2 separate regions of the Homo sapiens genome follow, and region 2 is linked to region 1. Evidence: chromatin contacts called from ENCODE Hi-C or POLR2A ChIA-PET data. All regions are on one chromosome and are shown on one strand. Each heading gives the region's core, a stretch centred on a gene start or an enhancer-like site at or near the end of the contact. The rest is flanking DNA. Distances are from core to core; before and after follow the strand shown.

Region 1 (6,178 bases), core at 1,575-4,074:
TTTATCAGTAGTTATATAAACAAAGAGAATATCCTATACATAGTAAATCAGGACTGTCATTTCTATACACAAAGGACAGCAAAGTTAGATTTTTTATTGATAGAAATAGTGCCTTGATTTTTATATCAAGCATTTAATACTCTATTTTATACTCTACGACATCTCAATAAATGTTTGTTGATTATCTTTTAAATACCAACTAATTCAATTAGAAATCTTCTGGTTTCAAGTGACAGAAAACCCAACTCTAAATGGCTTAAGCAAAAAAAAAAAAAAAAAAGGAATTCATTGATTCATATTGATTCATGTAACTGAAAACCCTGTGAGACAGGGTAGCCACAGGTGAGGCTTCATTCTGAAATTAAAGGCTGCCACCACCAGGGCCCACCTCTGTTTGGCTGCCTTTGGACTAGCTCAATGCCTAAGCTCTCTGTGATGGCCTCTGGCAATGCCAAGCTGAGTCACAAAAATGGCTGCAGGAGAATCAGAAGAAAGTCACTATAGACACTAGGCAGAAAAGCAACAAATACCACTATTCTGGCTCCCATATAGTTCTAGAGCTAGCAGGAAGTTTAGAAATCATTTAGTCTAATAATTTTTAAAAGTTTTTTTGTTATGTTTTGTTTTGCTGGTAACCCTTTCTTCAGACAAGAGCTTATGATGAAGTCAAATATATAAAATAGAATTAAAAACTGAAAGGGTAAGTTGAAACAGAGGTGAGGATCCCTTGCCCCCTCGCTGCTCATTCTCCATGAGGCACCTCCAAGGAGCACACTATTAATTACTTTAGAGATAGAGAAACTGAAGCTCAGAACACATACATTGCTCATTCTGGAACATCACCCATGAATGACAGAGCCAATGGAACTCAGGAGCCTTCACCCTGTCCCGTCAGTCTTGCCGCTTCCCTCACTGGTTGCTCCTCACTGCCATTTTGAGCATTATGTTTAACTGATATCCTTGATCTAGCAACTCTGCTCCTACCAAAAAAAAAAAAACGGAAGCAGAATTGAAAAGCTCAATTGCCTGCCATCTGTGTATATGTACAGCCCTTGTGTCTCCAGCCACAGTTGGTTACTGAGACTAGCTCAGAACTGAGCAGGCTCAGAGCTACATTAAGCCTCTGTTCCTCCAAGTCCATTTGAGATTTTTAATTTCAAATCAGAAAAACAGTGCCTACATCAGTGTTTCTCAGGGTGTAATCTAAGAATTTTGTGGATACCTCTCGCTCCAAAGCCCCCTTAGGAATTCTTGAGTTTAGAAGATATTTTTGGACAAGGTATAGTGAACCAAAGCTGGAACCTAGAAATAGATGTCCTATGAGAAAGAAAGCTTATCAGTTCTAATTTAAAAGTTAGAAGTCCTTTCTTTAGTACATGATTGAGAGTTAAAACCAATACTGGAAAAAGAAATGAAAAAAGCGACCAGATTTATGCAGATAAATTTGCATAGGCAGTTAAAAATAAAATAAATATTTTAAATAAAGTAAAATAAGCAACACCATATATACCTGATGAGAAGCATCCCCTAAAATATCACTGACATGTTTTATCTGAATTTATAGCCAAGAGATGGACACAGGAAGACTGCTGTAGCTCACAAATGAATTCTCTCTTTCCTCTCTGCCTCCCATCTCCTTCTCCTACTTTGTATTAAAGCTTTTCTTATGCAAAAGATCCAGGACATAGAAGAAAACAGAAAATTTCATTAACAAATTTTCTAAAATAAAACAAAATACAACCTTAAAGGCCATTGGGACACTAAGTAACATCCTGAGCTGTATATATGCAAGATTATGGGTTAGAGCCCACAGAGAAAAGTCACAAGAGACCAGAATGGAAGAATGATTTCTGGAGAGTCTCATGAAATATAACTCTCCCTTTATATGGAGGAAAATTGTTTCTATTGAATCTATGATTTCTAGCAAACCCCACACAGAATTGTGCATTGGTATTCCACAATTAAAACCAATTTTAATTACTTGAAGCTAGATATATAGAGCCTCTCAAAATGTTCCTTGTAAAAGAAAATTTTTCCCTTGACATAGAAAAAAAAATGGAGAAAACTGACATATTTTCATGTCCCTTTTAGATCTAAAATTATTTTTGGGGTTTAGTAGAAGAAATATATTAAACCCATCACGATTTGCTCATCATAGAGCCCTGGATCTAGTACATAAAGAGATGTGACTGTTACAGGAACAATTCGAGTTGAGGAGGCATTGATTTTTCTCACATTTGGGCTTGAATAACCAAAGAAATTCCTTCATGTCCCCCTATAACCACCTGTTCACATCTCAGTTATTTGTCAGCTGATGTTGTAATTTTCTGTTACTCATCTATATTTCCCACGACATTCTTAGCAAAGGCAAGGGCTGTATCTCATTTATGATCTTGGAGGGCCTAGGAGAATGCTTGGCCCTCAAATATTCAATAAATTGAGTAGGCACTTAATAAATGGCATAGAAACAGAAGCATAAAAGTGACCAGACGAACCCATTGCAACACCCGTTCCAAGCTCTGAAATGCTACTATTTTTACCTGTTTTTCTGGATTCGCAAAAGGCTAAGTGTAAATCCCAAAGAAAGTCTGGGTCCGAAATTTCAGAAAATATGGCCAAGTAAGAATTAGAACTGTGGAAGGGGTTCTAGAAACACTGGGTGAAATGAATGTATCCTCAATGGTATTTTTTTGCTTTTTTTCTTTGCTAGTTTATTTCATCAAAAAGATCGGAAGCCTAAAAACAGCATTGTTAGGGAACTGGCAGCTCAAGACAAAGAAGCCGAACCAGAAGAGGGCACTCTTACCACAGAGATTTACAGCTAATGGTTTTTTTTTTTTTTTTTTTTTAATGTTTGCCCCTCAGCAGGGCCAACAGAGAAAGCAGGACATTCTTTCCTAAGGAGCTCATAACTCTCCCAGCCAAGCAAGAAGGAAAAGGCAAAACACCAAGGGTGAAAACTTAGCAGAGAATGCCAAAGGCAATGACCGTGCTCTCTGACCATCACACGCTGGAGGCAGAGCTTTATATGGTTCTCAAAGGATTGTTTACCTCCTCCTCACTAAACCTTAAAAAAAAATGTATTCCAAAAACGAATTACACCAAGCCAACCCACATTACTCAGTCTACGAAGCCAACCCACATTCTGGCCTGTACTGCCTTTCAACTCTTCCTATTTCCACTTGCTGGAATAAATCATTTCACTCTAGGGCCAAAACAGGTTTGATTTCATCTGTCAGAGGCCTGTAACATTAAGCGGCAGTGTGGTGCTTGTTAGAGGAGGAGCACTTGTATTCTCCCGGATCCCCTGTGGAACCGCCTGGGCTTCTGAGCTAGGGAAGCAGATAAACCCTGTCCCTGCCTTCACCCTTCTTTGGGGACAGTTATAGGCTGACGGTCTGAACTTTGGGAGAGACAGGACTTCGGTTATCCCTCTCCACTGAGGGCTGCCACCGCACACAATTGATCCAGAGATTGGGAGATGGGTAATCCATCTCATCCTGTCCCTAAAGCCCTGTCTTCCGCAGTCAGCTCTGTTTGAGGACTTCATTTGTGTACTGGTCCAAAATGTGCCCTTCTCCTAGCCTGTGTATGACTAGGAGACTACTTCAACTTCCTTGCCCACAATTCTTCTCATTGCTTACTCTAGCCAGACCGGCCTCTATGTTGTTCTTTGAACACAATTGTGTTCTTGCCTCAGGGCCTTTGCACTTTGATTGTCCCTCTATCTAGAATTATATTCTCTCAGATACCACATGGTTCACCCTCTCGCTTTCATTCAGGGTTATGCCCGAATGTCATGCCTTCCCTGAGCACGCACATCTACACTAGCACCCACAGTATTACACTCTATCCCGACACTGCTGTATTTTCTTCATAGCACTCCTCACTGCCTAACGTTGTTATAAATCTAATCATCTATTTCTGTCAACTCCGCAAAGGCAGAGACTGACTTCTATTTGTCCACAATTGGATCTGCCGTGCCTCGACACAACGGATGTTCTCAGTAAACAGAGAATTAATCAATTAAAATATATCTTTCAGCCCCTGGGTTCCCTCTTCCAGCTTCTCAGGTACTCCTCATTCACTCCAGAATTAAACTAAATCCTATGGCGTGGCATTCAGGGCTCTGATCAGACCCTGTCCTCCCTTTCTGGCCCTGTCTCCGATTGCACACCCTCCACCTGCAACGTACCCTGGAACTCCAGTCAAACCTGGATTACCATCCACTTTCATGCCTGGATGCCTTTGCTCCTGCCCTTCATTCCCTCACCACTTGCTGAAATCCTCCTAATCTCTGAACACCCATCTGACACGCTCACTCCTCACAATGAAGAGGCATTGTCCCTCCCATCCCAGCCACAGACAGTTCTTCTGTCCTCCAATGCCAGTTTGTACATCACTTGTATGATGCCCTCTGTTACAAATTATTTCTCTCTCTAACTTTCTCTGCCAGTAGACAAAGTAGAGGAACAGGATAATTCGCTCTTTTAACTTCCACACATAGAGCAGGGGCCTCGACACAGATAACCTCAGAAGCTAGGCACAAAGTAAGTGAGGTGCATGGCTGGCTTCATCAGCTCAGGCTGCCATAACAAAATGGCACGGACTGAGTAGCTTAAACAACACAAACTTATTTTCTCACAGTTCTGGAGGCTGGAAGTCCAAGTTCAAGGTTCCATCAAGGTGAGTTTCTAGTGGGGCCTCCCTTCCTAGCTTGTAGCTACCTTTTCACTGTTCCCTACAAGGTCTTTCCCCTGAATGCATGCAGAGAGAGAGCTCTCTAGTGTCTCTTCCCCTTACCCTCGTGACCTCATTTAACCTTAATTGCTTCCTTGAAGGCCCTATCTTCATTCAAATCAGTCACTATGGAGGTTAGGGGTTCAACATGTGAATGACAGGAAGTGAGGACACAACTCAGTCCTCAACAATAGGCAAGGCAGGACTCAAAGGAACTGGAGGGGAGTCCCCCATCCATAGGGGGAGCTGCTGCTCAGCTCCAGCACATGGTTCCAGGCCTGACATGCAAGCCCACTATTCCTAAACCGCCAGTTTCACAGAAGCTGGAACTCTGGATGATTCCTAAATCAAATTTCTCATTTTGAAATGAGAGTCAGTAACTAATTAAAACATTATTTTTAACAGTGTGAGCAAAACAAGCCCTGTCCACAGGCAGGATTCAGCCTGGGGACCAAGAGTTGGTAGTTTTTGAACTCCAGCAGTAGTACTGGGCCCATGGCAAAGTCTTGCTCAATGCTTCGGCAGGAAATTGTCTATCGATGTACGTGCCACTGTTTCAGAAACTCTGAAATAAAATGAAGTGGAAAAAAAAAATCCTGACTTCTAACTGTTATACAAAGACTGCCTACTCCTCCCATCTCTCCCACCTTATAGGTCTACTAACAAGTAACTGCTGTCACTGTCCGCCTCTCCATTCCCATCTCCCCTGCCCAGCCACACAAACCTGGGCAGACCCTGGGTCTAGTTCTGAGGTCTGCAATTAATGGGAGAGAGAGAAACTGGGGTCAGTTGAGAAGCAAGCCACAAAGTGATTAGAGATCTGAAAAATAAAGATCAGGAGAGGTTAAATGAACCAAGGTGATTCCCTTTGGAGGAGAGAAGGTTACAGGGTGAGCTAGCGACGGTTTTCAAGTATATAAAAGGCTCATGCCTAGGACAGTAATAAGCGGTTCTCCCTACTGAGAACAGAACAAACAGAAAACACACTCCAAATGCAGCATGGGGATGTGGATGTTTCTTCCTCTAACACAGGTATTTGTAAGGACTTTTGAATCTGAATGGACTTTTAGAGTGGAAAAAGTATTTTTTCTTTGCATTCATTATCTCTCTCCTGATGGAGCAGGTTGTTAACAATGAAAGGAGGAGCCATATGGTAAAAATACTTTCATCTACATAAGAGGACAGTGATGTGATGTTTCTCAATGAAGAATGTATCATTTCTATATTTGCCTATGAGATCCACTTCATACAGGAAGCAGCTGAAACACAAATTGCTTTGGTAACATGTTCAAGGTCAGAGGGCTATAAACAGCCACATTTTCCCCGTTGCACACTTTCCAGTTACATACCAAGAAAACTGAGTTTTTCCTAGTAAATAAGGAGTGTAGAAGATATCAATACATAAATAGATATACATAAACAAACAAGCAACCTCTTC
Region 2 (6,178 bases), core at 1,864-4,363, 570 kb after region 1:
CACTTTGGGGGAAGGAATTTTTTATTTTCAACACAAAACAATTACTTTCGTCAATGATAATGGAGAAGGAACTTTCATGAATAACTCCAAATAGTGGACACCCTGGCTGTCATTTATTTTTGGTTCTAGAATATCTTCTTAGAGTTTATGACTTTCATAATTAAGTCTAGGTAAGGCTAATAAGACTAACTTCAGTTTCTGCAATTGGAAGTCTCACTCCTTGAGAAAAGGAGAAAAAGAAAGGTAATCGGGAAGCCTGGTGAGGCTGGACCTGAAGGATGCACAGGCTGGGGACAAGGTAAGAGTAACCCTGACTCTCTTCTCTTTAATTCCTGAGGGAGGATGTCGTTACCATGTTGGAACTTGGAAGTGACAATTTTGAATCCTCTGAGTTGCTCAGCATTCCAAATACCCACTGCCAATTGCTTTTCAAATGCAGTGAATGACATGAAAAAAATTGGATACTAGAACTATAAACCAGTGTCACTTTCCAGGAGAAAGGGTGGCCCATATATTACAACTAAAAACTAGAACAGCATAAATACCCCAATGTGGAAACATGGCAAACAAACAGTGGTGTCTTGATGCAATTGTGAGGAAGGGACTATATGGAGCAAAGATGAATTAAAAAAAAAAAACAACAGAATTTAAAATCCTGCGCCCAGATGTAAAACTATACTTGTATAATCTATGAGGAAGGGGCTACAGTTTATTAATAGTGCCTGGGGGTTCAGTGGCTTTTCAGCTGTTATTTTATGTTGTCGTTGAGATTGAGTGTTTCTGGTTGGATTTTAAAATTGAGATGACCGTACTCGCTCTGGCAGCACCTATACTAAAACTGGAATGATTAGCATGGCCCCTGCATGAGAATGACATGTAAATTCATGAAGCATTCCATTTTTTTTTTTTTCAACATTTTTACAGACACTCGGGACTACTGGGAGTGGGGAGGAACAAGGGGTGAAAAACAAACTATTGGGTACTATGCTCACTACCTGGGTGACGAGAGCAATCGTATCCCAAACCCCGGCATCACATAACCATGTAGCAAACCTGCACATGTACCCCCAAATATAAAATAAAAGTTGAAATTATAAAAATAAAATAAAAGAAAAATAAAATTGAGATAACCGAAGAGATCATTTAAAAAACACAAACCCATTGTAAGTGCTTGCAGGCTTTGCTCCTACCTGTATCCATCTCATCCACATTGCTGAGGAAGTCCTCCGGAGTTGTGGGGACACTGTAGCACCCTAACCCCAGGCCACTGTCAGTGCTCTGCTCCCTCGAATGATATGGCCCTCTGCAAAGCAAAAGATGAAGAAACTTCAATATGAGCCCACTAAATAAATCTCAAAATTAAAACACAGTCACAAAAGCTCTAAACTAGTGCAGTTGTGCCATGCTGCCCAACTTTCCAGGTTAGGGAGGAAGGAAAGTTTTAATTTTGAAATACATACCCTCATGAAAATGAAAATAATCATGTGTGGCCATTCACAGTAAATTGACATTGATTTCCTTTTCACCTCAAAATAACCATTTGAACATTCTTCAACATACAGAGTATGACACCATTTATGTAAAACTTTAAAAAAAAAAAACAAAAACTATGTTGAATATTGCTTATGGATACATACACTAACGGGCAGTAAGGGGTATAAAAGTCTGTGTGATGGACACACGCCAGTTTCTGAATAGTGGCTACCACTGGGGACAGAAGGGAAAAGAAACGAGATTTCAGTGGTGGGGGGATGGCTTCAAATATTAATTGTAATATTTTATTTGTTAAAAAGTAAGATTAAATAAAACTATGGCAAATCTGGGTAGTGGGTACATGGGTAATTCATGTTATTCTTTGTACTTCTCTGTGTTTCAAATACTTTAAAATCAACAATTTAAAACCTCCATTAATTATTATTTCAGCTACTATTTGTTTTTATCTCTATCTTTAATAATGTTCATAATTGTATTGTTTGTTTGCCAGACGTCTCTGCAAGGGCAGAATAAAAGGCACAGGAAATACAGAATTGCCCTTTTTATTTGATTTAAAAACTACTTCTGCTCATGAAGATATTTCTGGCTAAATTCTCTTTCCCTTTTGCTCCTTTGTTTTAATTACTTTTTAAATTGTGAAATTATTTTAAACTCACATAGAAGACGCAACAAGAGTACAGAGCGTTCCCATGTACCCTTCACCAGCTTCCCCAGTGATAACATCTTACATAACCATAGTGCAATTACCAAAATCAGAAATCTGACACTGTAGAATATTATTTACTAAACTATAGATCTTATTCACATTTCACCCTGAACATCATCTCTTTTCTTTTCTTTCTTTTTTTTTTTTTTGAGATGGAGTTTCACTCTTGTTGCCAAGGCTGGAGTGCAATGGTGCAATCTCGGCTCACTGCAACCTCCGCCTCCCAGGTTCAAGCAATTCTCAGCCTCCCGAGTAGCTGGGATTACAGGCATGCACCACCATGCCCTGCTAATTTTGTATTTTTAGAAGAGACAGGGTTTCTCCATGTTGGTCAGGCTGGTCTCGAACTCCCAACCTCAGGTGATCTGCCCACCTCGGCCTCCCAAAGTGCTGGGATTATAGGCATGAGCCACCATGCCTGGCCGAACATAATCTCTTAATTGTTCTGTTCTCAATTTGCCATATGGCATGCTTTTATCCCCTGTTGGTTACATAAAACCAGAAGATTCTTCCAAGTATAAGTACTAGACGACACCATCATGTTTAAAAATATAAGTTCATGCCCATTTTCAAATTCTTGACTAGGGGTTTACTCTACGTCCTATCACCAATTTTTTAATTTGGAAATTTTTTAACAGGCAGATGATTTCCCCTGCTTTTCTTTTTTCTGCCAGCTCCTCCCACTTCCTCCCTTTATTCTCACCCTCAACCCTCAAGCTCCCCACCTCTTCCCAATGTAAACAAAGATCCTATTATAGTCTAGATCACATAATAAAGAGAATAAAAATAAGTGGCCCCCAAATATTAACTTACCCATTGAGGAAAGGATCTGAGCTATTATTAGTGATGGATCTCATGTCTGGGGTCATCGTGGGTGGGTTGACAGCAGCCTGAACTGGGGCAAGAGTCTCAGCTTCCATGGGGAGCTGTCGACAGAGGGCAGCTTCCTACAGTCAGAATGGGAAGCAAGAGTCATGCACTCATTGTCACAAGGCATGGAGCAAAGTGTACTTCACATCAAAACTTTTCACCAAATACAAAGCACTGTGTATTTACTCCCAGCAAGTCAAAATCACCAGGCAACCATTAGTATTCTTTCTCCGAAGAAAGTCTTACAGACATAAGTCACTTCACATTCACAAAGTTAATGGGAAGCTCAGCTATTATTTGATCTAAGGGCACTTAATGTTGCAATCATCCCACCCATGCAATTATTTAAACACCCAAATCATAGAAAGCCCTCTCAAAACACTTTGTCAGAGACAAGGCTTTTTCTATCTCAGGTTCTCAAACCAAATCTACATCAATCAAAGCAATCAGACTCCTCTGGACTATAAAGTACATTCTGGTCTTTGCCACTTACAGGCCAGTAAAACTGTGGAATTACAGAGTCCAGGCTCTACATTAAATTGCATCTGGCAGTTTTATGTTTACAGACAGGAAAGCAAAACAATGAGTTGAAAGTTTACTTTAAAAAGTCAATCAGTGGCCAGGGGTGGTGGCTCACGTCCATAATCCCAGCACTTTGGGAGGTCGAGGTGGGCGGATCACTGGAGCCCACAAGTTCGAGACCAGCCTGCAACATGGTGAAACCCTGTCTCTACAAAAAATACAAAAATTAGTTGGGTGTGGTGCTACTTGGGAGGCTGAGGCAGGAGGAGCCCTGTGCCTGGGAGGTTGAGACTAAAGTGAGCAGAGATCACGACACTGTACTCCAGCCTGGGTGACAGAGTGAGACGCTGTCTCAAAAAAAACAAAAAAACAAAAAAGTCAATCTATTTGACTACTTTGTTGACTAAAATGCTGAAGGTTGGGGAACCATGTAGATCCAATCCAAATCCCACAGACAAGTAACTGTTTCACAGCATATGGATTTCATTAGCAGAAACAAATAATACAAGCATTATTTTATAAAAGCTAGCATTACATTGCTAAGAAGAGTCTATCCAAAAGGCTACAAATTTACTGACTGCAACTACTTTCTCTAGGTATAATCTCCAGGAGTCTCTCCATCTTGACAAACATAACCAGACATCAAATTCCTTTCAAATTTGCTGATGTTTCCAGAGAATACTTTTGTATGTTTACATTTGCATCCCAAACCAAGGTTAGGCCTTTCCCCATATTTATGCCTATCAGTTTCCCACTTTCCATGCTGAAGTCATTGGTCTCACTGTCCCTCAAACCCTAAAACCATGGCTACAATGGCAAACAGAACATTTAGGACTTCTAAATTACAGTATCTTCGTTAGATCTCTTCCAGCCCTAACATGATGTGACTTTAGAGGGTAGCTGCTGTCTAGACAAGTCCTAGTGAAGTCATCGGCTATAAAAATTTTCAGTTACTAGAGTTGGTTGCACTGTTACAAACCATGAGAGACCTGATTGATTTAAAAAAAAACTGTATTGTTAACTTATACTGAAATAAATCTAGCTGGAAAGGGTCTTTGGCTCACTTCTGTTCATCTAGATTGCAAATAATCAAATACTTAACTAACAAATTTTATTCAGGAATCTACAAAAAGCAAACCAAAAACTGGAGATTTTTTTGGTAAAAAGTGATTTTCATCATCTAAATCTTGGAAGTGCCTTCTGAATAAACCTAGAAAAATCAAATTATTTTCTGATAGTTGTTTTTAACATGGCAGGCAGGGTGCATTAGAAACCTTATTATCCAACCAAAGTTTTCCTGAAAGCCTCAGAAGGAACAACAGGGATTGAATCTGGCATAAAAAGCCTGAGTCCCACCAGTCCCCATCCCTCAAGCACACTCATACACCCTGAGCCACAGTTTGAAAAAATGTATCTCATCAATGGTAAATTTCTAATACTTTATTAACCATAAATGCAAGAATCTTTTGACTCATAACCCTCATTATCCAAAAACATGAACTTTACTAGAATATTCCATTTTTCAACCATTCTGAATAAATGTGGGAGTTTACCTCTAAACAAATACACTTTTAATTTAAAAGTTGATGAGATGGCTGCATTCCTTTGTATTGAAAAAACTTTATCAACATATGTCTTAAGAATACAAGTTGAGGCCGGGCGGTGGCTCACACCTGTAATCCCAGCACTTTGGGAGGCTGAGGCGGGTGGATCACGAGGTCAGGAGATCAAGACCACCCTGGCTAACAAGGTGAAACCCTGTCTCTACTAAAAATACAAAATATTAGCCGGGTGTGGTGGCATGCACCTGTGGTCCCAGATACTCAGGAGGCTGAGGCAGGAAAATCACTTGAATTTGGGGAGGCGGAGGTTGCATTGAGCCGAGATTGCACCACCATACTCCAGCCTGGGCGACAAAGCGAGACTCTGTCTCAAAAAAAGAAAAAAAAAATACAAGTTGAATCTGCAATTTCCAGGAGTTCTAAATTTATATATGGTAAGAATCATTTCTGGAACTTCATGGGATAAAAAAATACACTATATATAACACACATGAATTGTTATCTGTAATAATATATAAAATTATAAGAACAAATATCAAAAATTAGATATAAAATAAATAGTTCTAAACTTTCCTATTAATTTAAATTACTCCTAGCTATTTCCAGTAAATAAAACATAAAATAATGCTTGTGTGTGTCTAAATATATAAATAAAATATATAAATAAAATTTAAAGGATTATTTATGATAACCAAAGCTGAAAAACCTATACTATATTGGAGGAAATGTTTCACTGTGCCATTTCACATTTGTTCCATCTGTTCTAAATCAAAGAGAACAGAAGCTCTAGTCTCCAGCACTGATGTTTCCCTAACTACCCTGAAGACTTAATCACCAAGTCATCCTAAGGGCAAATGCCGCCTTCTGTCTGTAGGGGGCTCACAGTATCATTTTCTACCTTCAACTGACTAACAAATAAGAGAAAAATCAGAAAGGGTGTTGAATGTACCCGGAATGATTGCTTTTTTTTTTTTTTGAGATGGAGTCTCACTCTCTCAGCCAGGCTGGAGTGCAGTGGCGTGAT

The links. A loop is a pair of places that touch in the nucleus more often than their neighbours do. ChIA-PET counts read pairs that join two places held with the same protein, here RNA polymerase II (POLR2A). Pooled maps may share reads with other maps.
Region 2: a loop to region 1 is called in a map of sigmoid colon, with 3 times the contacts of the local background. The contact joins two enhancer-like sites. A Hi-C loop is called at or near these places in 1 of 168 maps with a recorded cell type or tissue (sigmoid colon) and 2 of 50 pooled maps. POLR2A ChIA-PET finds 5 or more read pairs at or near these places in 1 of 52 experiments (AG04450).

What each region holds. Positions count from the first base shown.
Region 1 is chr3:148,952,872-148,959,049 of GRCh38, forward strand. It overlaps LOC107986045 (a long non-coding RNA gene), which reads left to right. Exons shown (of 3, transcript XR_001740565.2): 3 at 2,711-3,217. Among named protein-coding and RNA genes, the nearest start is that of GYG1, 36 kb to the right of the region's middle. RefSeq lists an enhancer at 4,640-5,141. Within about 2 kb of position 2,825, at least 10 of the 41 ENCODE cell types and tissues checked have a DNase peak (open chromatin) inside an H3K27ac peak, as active enhancers do.
Region 2 is chr3:149,524,823-149,531,000 of GRCh38, forward strand. WWTR1 (WW domain containing transcription regulator 1) reads right to left here. Exons shown (of 7, transcript NM_015472.6): 5 at 3,014-3,147; 6 at 1,191-1,303. It also overlaps the pseudogene RNU6-1098P. Among named protein-coding and RNA genes, the nearest start is that of TM4SF4, 53 kb to the left of the region's middle. Within about 2 kb of position 3,114, at least 6 of the 41 ENCODE cell types and tissues checked have a DNase peak (open chromatin) inside an H3K27ac peak, as active enhancers do.